Regions from separate parts of the Homo sapiens genome. Here region 1 is linked to region 2. Evidence: chromatin contacts called from ENCODE Hi-C or POLR2A ChIA-PET data. All regions are on one chromosome and are shown on one strand. The core of a region is the stretch at or near the end of the contact, and the rest is flanking DNA. Distances in the headings are between cores, read along the strand shown.

Region 1 (6,298 bases), core at 3,359-5,858, 520 kb before region 2:
ATAACTCCTGTTCCACATATTCTTAAGATGTGACACTGGCACTTCTCCCACTGAAACGTGGGTTCTGTGTCTTCTCTGCCGCTGCTCCGAAACGGGGCAAGATTTATGACTGTTTTAACTAATAAGAGCATGGCAGAAGTGAGGAATGTGACTTTCGAGGACAGGCCATGAAAGATGATGCAGCATCCTTTTTGTCTTTTGGAATACTTGTTTTGGACCCTAAGCTATTGTGTAAGATGCCTGACTACCCTGCAGCTGTCATGCTGGGAGGAAGCCCAGGCTGCATGGAAAGGTTTGCTATGGCTGATAGCCCCAGCTGAGGTTCCTGCCAACAGCTAGAATCAAACACCAGACATGGGAGTGAAGACGCCTCCAGATGATTGTAGCTCCTAGCCATTAAGTCTTGCCAACTGAGGTCCCACACATCATGGAGCATAAGTAAGAGGTCTTTGCTGTGCCAGATTCCTTACCTACAGAATCTGAGTGTTATAATGTAGTTGCTTTACACCGCTAAGTTTTGGGCTGGTTTGTTACATGGAAATATTAATTGCAACAGATATAAAACCAGGAGCCCTGTTCACTCCCTGAGTTCTTCTAAGATACTTTGTTGGAGAGTTATAGATTCTTGGAACACTATTTGAAAACCTCTGGACTAACTACTCTTCAATGGCTCCAAAATCTCTGCTTGTAATAAAACTAGAATTTAAGAGCTTCATCAGGAAAGAGAAGAATCTCGCGTAGTGTTATGGATTGAATTCTGTCCCCCTAAAAGATGTTGAAGCCCTACTTCTCAGGACCTGTGAATATGACCTTATTTGGAAACATGGTCTTTGCAGATTATCAAGTTAAGATGAAGTCATTAGGGTGTATGACTATGTTCTTATAAAAAGGGGACATTTTGACACAGAGATAGATACACATGGGGAGAATGCCACATGAAGATAAAGGCAGAGATGGAGGTAATGCATCTACAAGTCAAGGATCATCAATGATTGCCAGCAAACTACCAAAAATGAGGAGAGAGGGACGGAACAAACTCTCCCTTACAGTCCTTGGAAGGAACCAACCCTGCTGCAAACATCGTGCTTTAGAACTGAGACAATAAATCTGTTTAAGCCACCCAGTTTGTGGTACTTTGTCATGGTAGCCCTAAGAAACTCTTGCACCTAGGAGTGAATTTGAACAGAGATGATGGTCCCTCATGTTCTAAGTCCCTCAGTTAATGGAGTTAGGCCTTTTGATTGATTCAGTGTTTTTTTTAGAGCCAACTGGGTACAAGTCACAAGGGTAAGCACCACAGAGAAATACAGAGATAAACAAGTCTTGGTTTCTGCACTCACTGGGCCTCCAACTTTGGAAAGAAAGATATGATAAGTCCTAAAACAACCATAATCCAAGTGGTAAGTGTCCTAAATAATGAGGCAGGTAGAAAGTGTTAAGAGAAAGTCTAAATAAGTCTTGAAAACTCTTTAAAAAGTCTCATGGATTTTAATACATGCAGGGCCCTAGATTGGATTTGGATGGACGGACTGACAACAGAAAGGGCATTTCTATGAATATCCCAATACTCTGTGTGCCCCGTCTGATCAAAGTACATAAATAGAGTAAGTATAACTCCTTTATTATTGAGCCTACTTAAAGCATTTGTAGAATCCTGGATAAATTTTTGTATAATTTTTTTCCTCCCTGTATATATAAGAAAAAAAATGATTCTAAACATTTGAAAACAACCCAGAATGCAACTTTTGTCTTACAGTTGTTTACCATAGTGTAGTGCTGTGCTATTAAGAATATCCACGCAGGATATAGTTTGGCAGGTGGGGAGATGGGGAGGGGGATGGAGAATGTCATTATCAGTTTTTCCCATAAGATTTTGAAGTTAACTTCCTGGCATTTTTGATGCAAGTTCTTGATCAGATTTATAACTGAAGCACTTAATAGTCACTAGCAGTTTCTGAGTTAGGGAACGTTACCTGAAAATAATTACCTAGCTGGTTTGCAGTACTTCAGATTTGATTATTATTATTATTATTATTATTATTATTATTTTTTTTTTTTTGAGACGGAGTCTCGCTCTGTCGCCCAGGCTGGAGTGCAGTGGCGGGATCTCGGCTCACTGCAAGCTCCGCCTCCCGGGTTCACCCCATTCTCCGCCTCAGCCTCCCAAGTAGCTGGGACTACAGGCGCCCGCCACTACGCCTGGCTAATTTTTTGTGTTTTTTAGTAGAGACGGGGTTTCACCATTTTAGCCGGGATGGTCTCGATCTCCTGACCTCGTGATCCGCCCGCCTCGGCCTCCCAAAGTGCTGGGATTACAGGCGTGAGCCACCGCGCCCGGCCCAGATTTGATTATTTTAAAGCTGGTAGAATTTGAAGGGCAACAAATCATTCTGAATTTTAGAAAGTGTGTTAAGCACCCCTTATCAGGAGTCTGCTTTCTAAGCTCCATTCTCCCCTTGCCCCCCAACAAATGACAGCCTTATTTAATATAAACCAGGTGTTTAATCTGACATTCTTTGTATTTCCCATTTGACATGAAATCAGTTTCTTTGAGAGGTTACGTGGACTTAAGAAAATATTTACGTAGCTAAATGTTTAGATTGGAATCTCTAGTTTTTAGTTTTACAAGTATGAATTTATTTTAAATACTTCATCACTTAAGGCTGTCAACATCCTGTCTTTGTTTCTAAATGCATAAAACTACTAAATCTGTTAGCATGCTGATATTGTTAAGGCTCAAAGTGTGATTACCAGGGAAGTCTATGAGTCACACCACCAGAGGCTAGAACCTGGGGGAGAGTTCAGAAAAAATAGTCTTCTAATTTTGAACAAATTGACTTCCTGTTGGTAAGGCTCACAGAAACGCCCTGCACCCATTGAATAAAACTTGGTTTTCATTTTGATATCATTGTTGTACATGGCCTTTTAGAATTTTGTTAAGAGTGGCAACTTTGACAACCTAGTTTTCACAAAGAAATTTAAATTACTAAGATATAATTTATCCATACAGCTCAATAGACATGAATAGAACTCATTTCATAAGCTTGTGGACATTTATTGCTCAAATGCATAGGGAGTACATCTTTACATTTTTGCATTGGTTTTCATTATTCTTGGACTAAATCATCCTAAGAAAGATTTTTAAGCTGTCTGAATATTAGAGTATGATTTTAACAAAACTGTCACACATAGTCTATGTTAAATTACAATGAAATCCCAAGAACCTTCCCAATTCAAAGTGAAGAAATGCTATATATTTTTTTTGCCATATCAGCATCACTTCTGGGGAGTTGATTTTTTTTTTTTTAATTAGAAGAACTGTGGAGGAGATAAAAAATGTAAAACTTAGAGGTTGCCTCTTTTGTGTCACTTTTCCTGAGATGTCTTTTACCTGAGGCTAATAAGGATTGAACCAAGCAGTATTTTTTTAATGGCAAAAGTCCAGATGTAACTCGAGTTGAAATAAAATTAATTCTGTAAAGGATTAAAAAATAAGGAGAAAGCCCATTTTCTACTTCTCAAACTTTATAACAGAAAAATCCCTGGATTAAAATAATTGGAATGGCCAATTTGGTTTAGATGTTTGATATCATTGCCTACCCTGTATCTTTTATGCAAAATATTCAAACTCTGGGAATATTCTATCACTTATGATATGCCTGATCATATAACTATTTTAATAATTTGTCCCTAAATATGTTCAAATATGTTTAAATGTGAAACCTACAGTATAGTCTGCATTCAAACATCTATGCTCACACAAAATTATGTAGCTAATGAACAGCTTTCACTTTTTTCCTACTTGCAAATTTAGGATGACATTCAAACTTACATTCAGAAATATGTGGGCCTTGTGCTCTGACCGTGTAAATACTCCACTGAGTCTCAAATGAACTTTAATAACTTCCTTTTTATGCATTTACTTCTTCACCCAAACGAAAAGCTTATGTTGCTAGCCAATAATAACCAATTTAAAATTTTTCAGAGTTTATCTCAATACTCTGTGTAAGTGAAAGGACTAGAAGATGGGACAGTGGAGAATGGCAGTGGGCAGTTTTTTCTGTACGTGCAGATTGCACTGAAATCGCCAGATGTCTCTAATCTATTGCATTCCCTAGCTCCTTTCCAGAATTTCTCCAGAGCTCTCACATGATCTCTTCTAATTTGTGCTACTCACACTTACACAGCCTCTCCCATCACACTCACCACCCTTCCTTATCTCAACAATCCTTCTCCAGAGGGCTGATGATCAGTAAAATAAACACTATTATTAATAAAAATGTGTAAAGGGACTATTTAACTTTGAAAATTACCCATCATTTCTTATGCGTAAGTGGTCATAAAGTTTCCTTGTAGAGGGCTTCCCTAAGCCTGGAGTGAATGTGGTTAATTAGAGGAGGCCTCCTAGCTGTGCAGGATCATGCTGATTCCTTTAAGTAACCACAGTCATTACTATAAGACTATTTACTGAAAGCTGAGCTGGACAGCCATTGTACAATCTCATCTGGCAAACGTACAGAAATTGCACTCCAGATTACATATGAAGGCACTAATTACCCAAATGAAACTCCAGGGGCACCTTAGGTAGATACAGTAGAGTGAATTAAGGAAGGAAATAATTAGTCACAATTACAGAAACTAGCTCAACACAAAGTGAAAGAATGCATGCAGCTTATTTCCTGCAGAGAAAAGGGAGCTTTAGTAATAGTTTAAGAAATGCAAACGATAAACATGATTTCTAAAAATGAGTAAGAGAGGGACAAATATCTATTTTAAGTTATAAAAATGACTTTATTTTTCTGTTTCTATGTACTACATATCCAAATAACATTAAGACATTTTATCATGAATTTGCACTATGACAAATCAACTTTCAAGCATTTTCTTGACAGTTTTAGAGGTTTTGCCAGCTTTTGACATACATACAGACAGAGTAAACAAGGGGAAAAAAGAAAACTTAGTGAGCACGTAAGTCATGGAGTTTGAGCTCCAATAAAAATATTCATTAAAGAGGAAGAATAAGGTGGGGGGTGGAGAGAGGTATTCTGAAGAAAGAAACAAATTTACCTCACATTAAAAACCATGCATAGGAACTGTTATCAAACACAGCCAAGAAATTAAGTTTTCCAAATTTATATACCCCCCTTTCAAGGTATTCTGATAAAAAAATTCCTTTGGGCAGGGGGAGATCCTCCTCCACCTTTCAAAAATGAACTTAAGGATGCTACCTTTATCGGTGAGTGACTTTGGGAAGATGGAATGAGTGGATGCTTAGTTTGGATGGCTGGCAGGAAACTTTCAGGAGCATGTCACTGAGGCCTAAATCTTATAAAATCATGGCAGGTCTGGTGAAGACTGTCCAAGGTTTCTTGCAATGTTTCTAAGTAGAAAGAAAAGATGAGAAAATTTTCTTGATCTTTTAAGCAGTCTGCTAAGAACCAAGCTGTTTAACTAATTTGTTTTGCTAACTTGAGGTTAGTATGGAATGCTATCCTGAGTTACTAAGAGCTTAATAAAATTTGACTGTTTGAATCACATTATCACATTCAGAATTCATAGGATAATGTTAATTGAATCTTAATTTAGTCTCTAAAAACAAAGTGGAATTATATTCAAATTGACTTTATCTGTTCACTACTAAGTATGCTGACACTTTTCATAATGATGGATTAGGAATCTTTGCTGCTTAAATATATCATTTCTATTGATCAGGTATTTGGTATGAAATTAGATTAGAGGTAAAAGAAACTACTTAAAGAATGAACTTTTCTTATAATAGAAAATAAATAACAGCACAACCCTTCTTGGGGGAAGTGTTAATAAGAGATATAAAGATTTTGTTTTTTCTTTTTTAATATCAGAAATCCTGAAATAGCATACTGTAAGAATTTGGACTTCACTTAACCCAAGTAAATACAAGGAAGATTTTTGTCTAAGACCCTCTCCACAAAGACAACTTGAGAGCCAGGTAAATGGCTACATCTGAACAAAATATTCATAGCAGGTATGTTTTCCAGGTCTTTCTGAAAAAGCAGTACCTACTGCATACGATGCAATGTAAATTGTTGAAACTCCTTGAAACAGATGGGAAATACAATGGCAGGGGAAGGGGTGGGTGAAGAATAACTTACACTTGAAATAAGAGATTTCACTGTATCAAGAATCTTTATATTAAAAGAGCTGCATTAAAAACAAAAGCAAATCAAACCCAACACATAATGAGAAAATGCAATAATTTCTGAGGTGTGGTCTTCTTTGGTGAGTTCCACTGGGATATATTTATATGCTCTCTTTCAAC
Region 2 (6,335 bases), core at 2,141-4,640:
TGTAAAATAGTGTAAATAAGATAATTTTAGGTATTCGATCTTCACAGTATTAAGGGCAATGTGTGATTTCTCCTAATTTTACATTACTCTGAGTCTAAATCAAAACTAACAACAGATCTTTGGCATTATTGCAAATGAAAGAAGGAAAAAGAGGAAAAGAGAAAAGGAAAGAGGGAAAAGAGAGAAAAGAGTGTTTTTCAGAAAAAAAAATCTTATGTATAGCTCTGTCTTCATGGATAAGCAAATTATGCAGTCATGTAGTACCATAGCCTCAGAAAAGTCAATGCTTGATTTGAAATTATTATATTGAATTTCTTGATGATTTTTTTAACGACGAGCCCCACATTTTCATTTGAATGCTTTAGTTCATCTTTCTAATATACTCTCTTTTGTTTAATTTCAAAGAAAATGTGTTGTTCCTGGGTACTACTGAGTAGATTGGCTTTGATCAGTAATTAAATAGTAATGTGAAGCGTTATAGAATCATTTTTAAAAGTGTGAAATGCCCCTTGTGGTTAGAACTCAGAGAAGTCATAAATCCCCATCCCCCAATACTTGATACCATTTTTGTTTCAGTTACATGACACTAAAAAAATCCTGGATTAAATTGTGTCAAAAATTCAATAGCAAGTAGCTGCAAATAGTCATGTAATGTGTTCTTAGCCTATGGACGCTGCTCCTTTGAAGCCAGAGTTCATTCCAAGTTGAATATGGTGAGGCTCTGTGACTGGCCTTGAAGTTAGACCAAGTGGCAAAATCCTCTATGGAGTGTGAAAAGCAGGGCTCTTCAACTGGAACACTGCACAGATGGCATAGGCCTGGAGGCTTGTCTGATTTTATTCATTCTTACTGTGGTCTGAATGTTTGCACCTCCCCATCACCCCAAAGTATATTGACACCTAATCACCAATGTTGACACCTAATCACCAGTGTGATAGTATTAGACAGTGGGTCATTTAGGAAGTGAGAATGAACTTAGGTCATGAGAATGAAACTGGTGAGACTAGTGCCCTTATAAATGAGACTCCAGAGACCTGCCTTGCCCTTCACCATGTGAGTACACATCAAGGGGCCACCAACCATGAACCAGGAAGCATACCCTTATCAGACCCCCAATCTACCCATGCCTCGATCGTGTGTTTCTCAGCCTTCAAGAATGTGAGAAGTAAATTTCTGTTGTGTATAACTTACCCAATTTACTTATTTTTTATAGACGCCCAAACAGACAAAGACACTTCTTCATGCTTATTTTTTGAGCCAATCACCTCTGTTAAACAACAATGGTGTTATTATTACTTCTACATCCTTTATGCCAGTTGATAAGAATTTGGTGTTGACACAGAACAGGGTACCTCTTCTTCAGGAGATCATTCCAGATTGGGCCATTCATATGCTTATCACTACCTCCAGAATGTCAATTTGTAAAAACACAGACACACACACGACAGTGACTATTCTGAACTATATTAAAGTAAGTACACACAGATAACATTATCACTTGCCCTGTATGATCTACTAACGTCATAACTTTCTGTCTCCTTGCCTTGCTCAGTGAGATTAAAAACATCTGCAACTCATTTCCTCCAGTTTCCTTCCAAAATCAGTGAGCCAGTAAAACACCCTCATTTCAAAAAACTGTTTTATTTGATACATCTTGTAAATGAATTACAAGTTAACCACAAAATACAAAAACATATAGACATTGCACTTTAAATATTCAAAAAATGTATAAATAAGAAGCTCAAAATCTGATATGGAAAAATATTCAAAAAATGTTCAGAGTCTTTTTATCAAAATAAAAGTTATTTCCTTTTTATGAGTATGTGTGTGCATATCTGTGATTATAAAAAAAGTCTTTAAAAATTCATATAATTCAGAAAGACATTTTAAAAAAATCACCTGAGCTAGAAGTACTAATTTTAAGGAGGTAGTGGTTGGGGGAACACTTATAGACTTTTATCTGTGTAACACAGACATATTGCTATGTATATTTTCTATGTGCATAGACATATTGCTATGTGCAATCATTATACATACAACTGTGAATTAACAATTTTTTTTGAGACAGTATCTCACTCTGTTGCCCAGGTTGGAGTGCAGTGGGACCACCATGGCTCATTGCAGCCTTGACCTCCTGGGCTCAGGTCATCCTCCCACCTCAGACTCCCAGGTAACTAGGACTATTATAACAGGCACATGCCATTATGCCCAGCTAATTTATTATTATTATTATTTGTAGAGATGGGGTTTCCCCATATTGCCCAGGCTGGTTTCCAATTCCTGGACTCAAGTGATCTGCCCACCTTGGCCTCCCAAAATGGTTGGATTGCAGGAGTGAGCCACCACACCCAGCCTAAATTTCTTCTTGATTAACATTTCCATGATTATCTGAAGTCAGTAACATTGGATTATCTGGAAAGGGGTGCCACTGGTGAAATTCAGGTGTTTCAAACACATTTACCTGGATTCAGTCATCCCTGTACTTTTTCTTCTTCTTCTTTTTTTTTTTTTTTAAGAGAGAGGGACTTCCTGACATTAAAAAATGGTAAGAGAAAAAAGCACCTGATTTCTTATTACTGGTCCTATTTAAAACTTGACTTAGCTTTATTTTCACTTTCAATATTGCTTATAGGAAATAAATGTTAAGTTTTGAATCAAAATCGGCACCAGTAATTTTACCTGATTAAGTGCCTAAAATTTTGTACTTATTAATTTGCAAATGTTTAATCAGACATTACTAAACAAATAGGAAGATCTAAGGGATAGGCACAAATGGGGAATCATTACCCATTTATTTCAGATAGATTTCCCAAACTCTGTTAACAAACTGGCTAGTCATTTTAGGAACTGAGTCCATTTTTCTGGTAGCCTGGGTAAGACTCCTAATTATAAATTATGCTTTTTATGGTCCAATCATCCTCCTGTCCTCCAAAAGATCCAGTTTCAATGAGATGTTTGTGTTTTGAAAGAGAAGTATTTACTTGCCACCACCGCACCTCTGGGCAACAACGTTAGAGGATACATAGATATCCATAGACACACACACAAACACACACATATTTTATGGTTAATGAAAAAATAAAGAAAAGAGATGAGAAACAGAAACATATAAGCATGTAAAAAAAAATAAAAGCAAACAAAAACTCAAATTTCTTCCCTGACAAAATTACCCCTGAGAGACAGGTAGATGAAACAACATTCATGTCTGCTGCTCTATATTCATTTTGGAGGCGAAAGATACCTAAGCTAAGGGTGGAAGAGGGACAAACAAACCTGAGTTTCAGGAGTCTGGTGTGGAGGAACCAGCACTTTCAAGCTCCTTTAGTTTCCTGTCTTGATAAACAGGAAAATCCCCAACAGTCAACTCCCCACAAAGTGCATGTCCTTTCAATTTCGGTTCTCACAGACTCTTACTTGGATGTCTGTAAATCCGGCTGGACTTTCAGCTTCTAAGAACAGTCCGTTTCTCGAGGATCCAGGCGCAGGAGGACAGAGCAATGGGTGAGAGAACTCTTCACGCTGCAGTGCCCACACCAGGTAAGTTTGCTCTTAAGCTTTACCTTTCAAGTATATTTGGGTTATAACAAACAACAACAAATTCCCAAGCGCAGACTGCACACGGGGAGGGTTGGAGACTTCACACTGGCGGGTGACAAAGGCAGTGGAGGAACCTCGCGGGGAAGTCTGATGCTGCTTGAACCCCTGAGTGCTTTGCTCCGTGTGGCCCAGCGTCTCTAGACGGTCCACAGGCGGCGACCAGAGGCGCACCGGTGTCTCCAGGATGCGCTGCTCCTCCTCGGGCTTCCTCCCAGAGCTGTGGCATTTTCTCCTGCGAAATACCATCATCTAGTATACATATACACATTTTTTGCTTGTTTGTTTTATTAATTTTCTGTCCCCCACTAGAATATGTGATACCCTACCTTGTTTTAACCTGAGTTGACTCTCCCTTAGCTGAAAGAGCCAGACAGTCTGCATCTCGGCTCCTTCACTTGCAGCCCCTTACCCACCCGCTTCCTCAGGGACTTAACTTGTGCAAGCTGACTCCCAGCACATCCAAGAATGCAATTAACTGATAAGGTACTGTGGCAAGCCATACCCGCAGTTCCCAGGAATTCGCCCGGTTAACAGCACCCAGAGCCCCCCGCGTTTGTGTCTGGTTGATAAAGCCCAAAGCCCCGCTTCTATCACCTTGTGATAGAATTAAAGCCCCTGCACCTAGTACTGTTTACTTTCCTGTAACCATTTATCCTTTTAACTTTTTGCCTACTTTACTTCTGTAGGATTGTTTTAACTAGACCCCTCCCCCCAACCTCTCCTTTCTAAACCAAAGTATAGAAGAAAATCTAGCCCCTTCTTCGGGCCGAGAGAATTTTGAGCACTAGCCGTCTCTCGGTCGCCGGCTAATAAAGGACTCCTGAATTCGTCTCAGAGTGTGGCGTTTCTCTGTAACTCGCTGGGTTACAACAAATAGAGCTCCAAGAGGCAGAAGTTTGTATCAATTATGTTCCTTGCTTGTTGCTGAGAATCTAGAACGGTGTTAATTAGCACATGGTAGGTACGCAATACTCTTTATTAAATTAATGAGAGAGCAAATTCTTCTGGAATGCCTGGAGCCTTTTCTAACCACTCCTCATCTCCTTTTTGTAACATCCTGCCCCTATTTATTCCAGGAGTGGAATTATTCTGCCATCAGTGCCTTGATTTTCTAATTCTGTTTATTTTATGCATCACCTTGACAAGGCATTTTTAGCGTTCTTGTAAGAATCATAAATAATGTACATAACAGATCTGTACTAGTCTTTGACATGCTAAACTAAATATTTTTCCATTTGAAATGTACAAATTTTATATACATAGAAATTTTATATACCATTAAACGTAGAAATATATTTATATACCATTAAAATGTAGAAATTTTATATACCATTCCACAAGCAAAAAGCTAATATGTATGTGCCTTAGGTAGCCCTTAGGGATGACTTCAAGATCTTGTATTCTACTGAGTATTTTTTTCTGGGTTACAGGTTATCCAGAATCTGAATCCATCATGATGGCCCCCATTTGTCTAGTGGAAAACCAGGAAGAGCAGCTGACAGTGAATTCAAAGGCATTAGAGATTCTTGACAAGATTTCTCAGCCCGTGGTGGTGGTGGCCATTGTAGGGCTATACCGCACAGGAAAATCCTATCTCATGAATCGTCTTGCAGGAAAGCGCAATGGTGAGTGTGGTCCTAGGACAGGAGCCATTTACTTGGAACCAGTGATAACACAGCTGATCACACCCCCTCTAGGGTCATCCTAAAGAAGGGCATGACTTCTCCCAATGAAGAAAACTTCTAATTCTCACCACTAAATTTACAATCTCAAATATATATCACTCTTTAGTCCAATAGTAAAGAATCATCTCAACCCTATCGAAAGATCCGTTCCATGGGTCTTCTTCATCCCATCTATGCTCACCTCTTCAGGGGCTCAGCCCCAGCAATTATTCCCTTTCTTTCTCATTCATCACTTTTGTGTAGGATACCTGGTCACTTCAAATAGCACACAAATATAGTTTAATAGATCCTGTTTTAAAAAATAAATATGAAGAAGGACAGGCATTATAATTCTTGTGTATCCTCTATTTAAATTGGGCTACCATTTCTAATTTTTTGCTTCATTTCATGGCAAAACTCTGATAAATTATATTCCCTTCTAGTTAGTCTTTCTAATATGTGAACTATGACACATAAAGAAGAGTATGTACAACATACCTTTACAGTGAAGTTAATAAAGTGAATACATGAGAAATCACTATCCAGATCAAGAAATAAAACATTACCAAACCTAAACATCCAAAAATCATACCCTGTCATACCTTCACTAGAACTCACCAGTGTTTTTGTTTTCAGGGCACACTTCTTTGACTCTTGGTTTTTAAAAATGGTTCTACATAATATATATGCATTCTAAAACATAGTTTAGGTTGGTCTGCTTTTAAACTTTACATAAAGGAAATTATATTGTGTGTATTTTTGGATGTCTTGCTTCTTTTGCTCAATAAGAAGTTTATAAGTTTTCTCTAGTTACTATGTGTACCCATTATTTATACCCTCAGACAGTATGCCACTACCTAAGGACAGTACATTTATTTATTGTTGAAAATTGGTATTTTTCCAGTTTTTATCTTTAATGAATAAGGCTGTCATTAATACTCTTATTATTTATATCCTGGTGCACATGTACAAAATCTTCCTTTGTGTAATATTCTCAGAAGTGGGATTTCTGAATCAGAGAGTACATAAAATTTCTAGATAAAGTCCAATAGCTTTTCAAAATTCAAATGCAAT

Evidence for each region. Hi-C counts contacts between places; a loop is a spot of excess contacts on that map. ChIA-PET counts read pairs that join two places held with the same protein, here RNA polymerase II (POLR2A). Pooled maps may share reads with other maps.
Region 1: a loop to region 2 is called in a map with no recorded cell type, with 9 times the contacts of the local background. The contact joins the enhancer-like site here to the promoter of GBP4 in region 2. A Hi-C loop is called at or near these places in 2 of 37 single-sample maps with no recorded cell type and 8 of 50 pooled maps. POLR2A ChIA-PET finds 5 or more read pairs at or near these places in 1 of 52 experiments (activated T-cell).

The regions. Positions count from the first base shown.
Region 1 is chr1:89,718,006-89,724,303 of GRCh38, reverse strand. LRRC8C (leucine rich repeat containing 8 VRAC subunit C) reads right to left here. Exons shown (of 3, transcript NM_032270.5): 3 at 4,771-6,298. Among named protein-coding and RNA genes, the nearest start is that of LRRC8C, 88 kb to the right of the region's middle. Within about 2 kb of position 4,608, at least 8 of the 41 ENCODE cell types and tissues checked have a DNase peak (open chromatin) inside an H3K27ac peak, as active enhancers do.
Region 2 is chr1:89,195,997-89,202,331 of GRCh38, reverse strand. It overlaps GBP4 (guanylate binding protein 4), which reads left to right and starts at 3,390. Exons shown (of 11, transcript NM_052941.5): 1 at 3,390-3,537; 2 at 5,028-5,222. The coding sequence starts at 3,498. It overlaps LOC107985076 (a long non-coding RNA gene), which reads right to left and starts at 3,985. Exons shown (of 3, transcript XR_002958332.2): 1 at 3,924-3,985; 2 at 3,274-3,829. RefSeq lists a silencer at 3,292-3,586.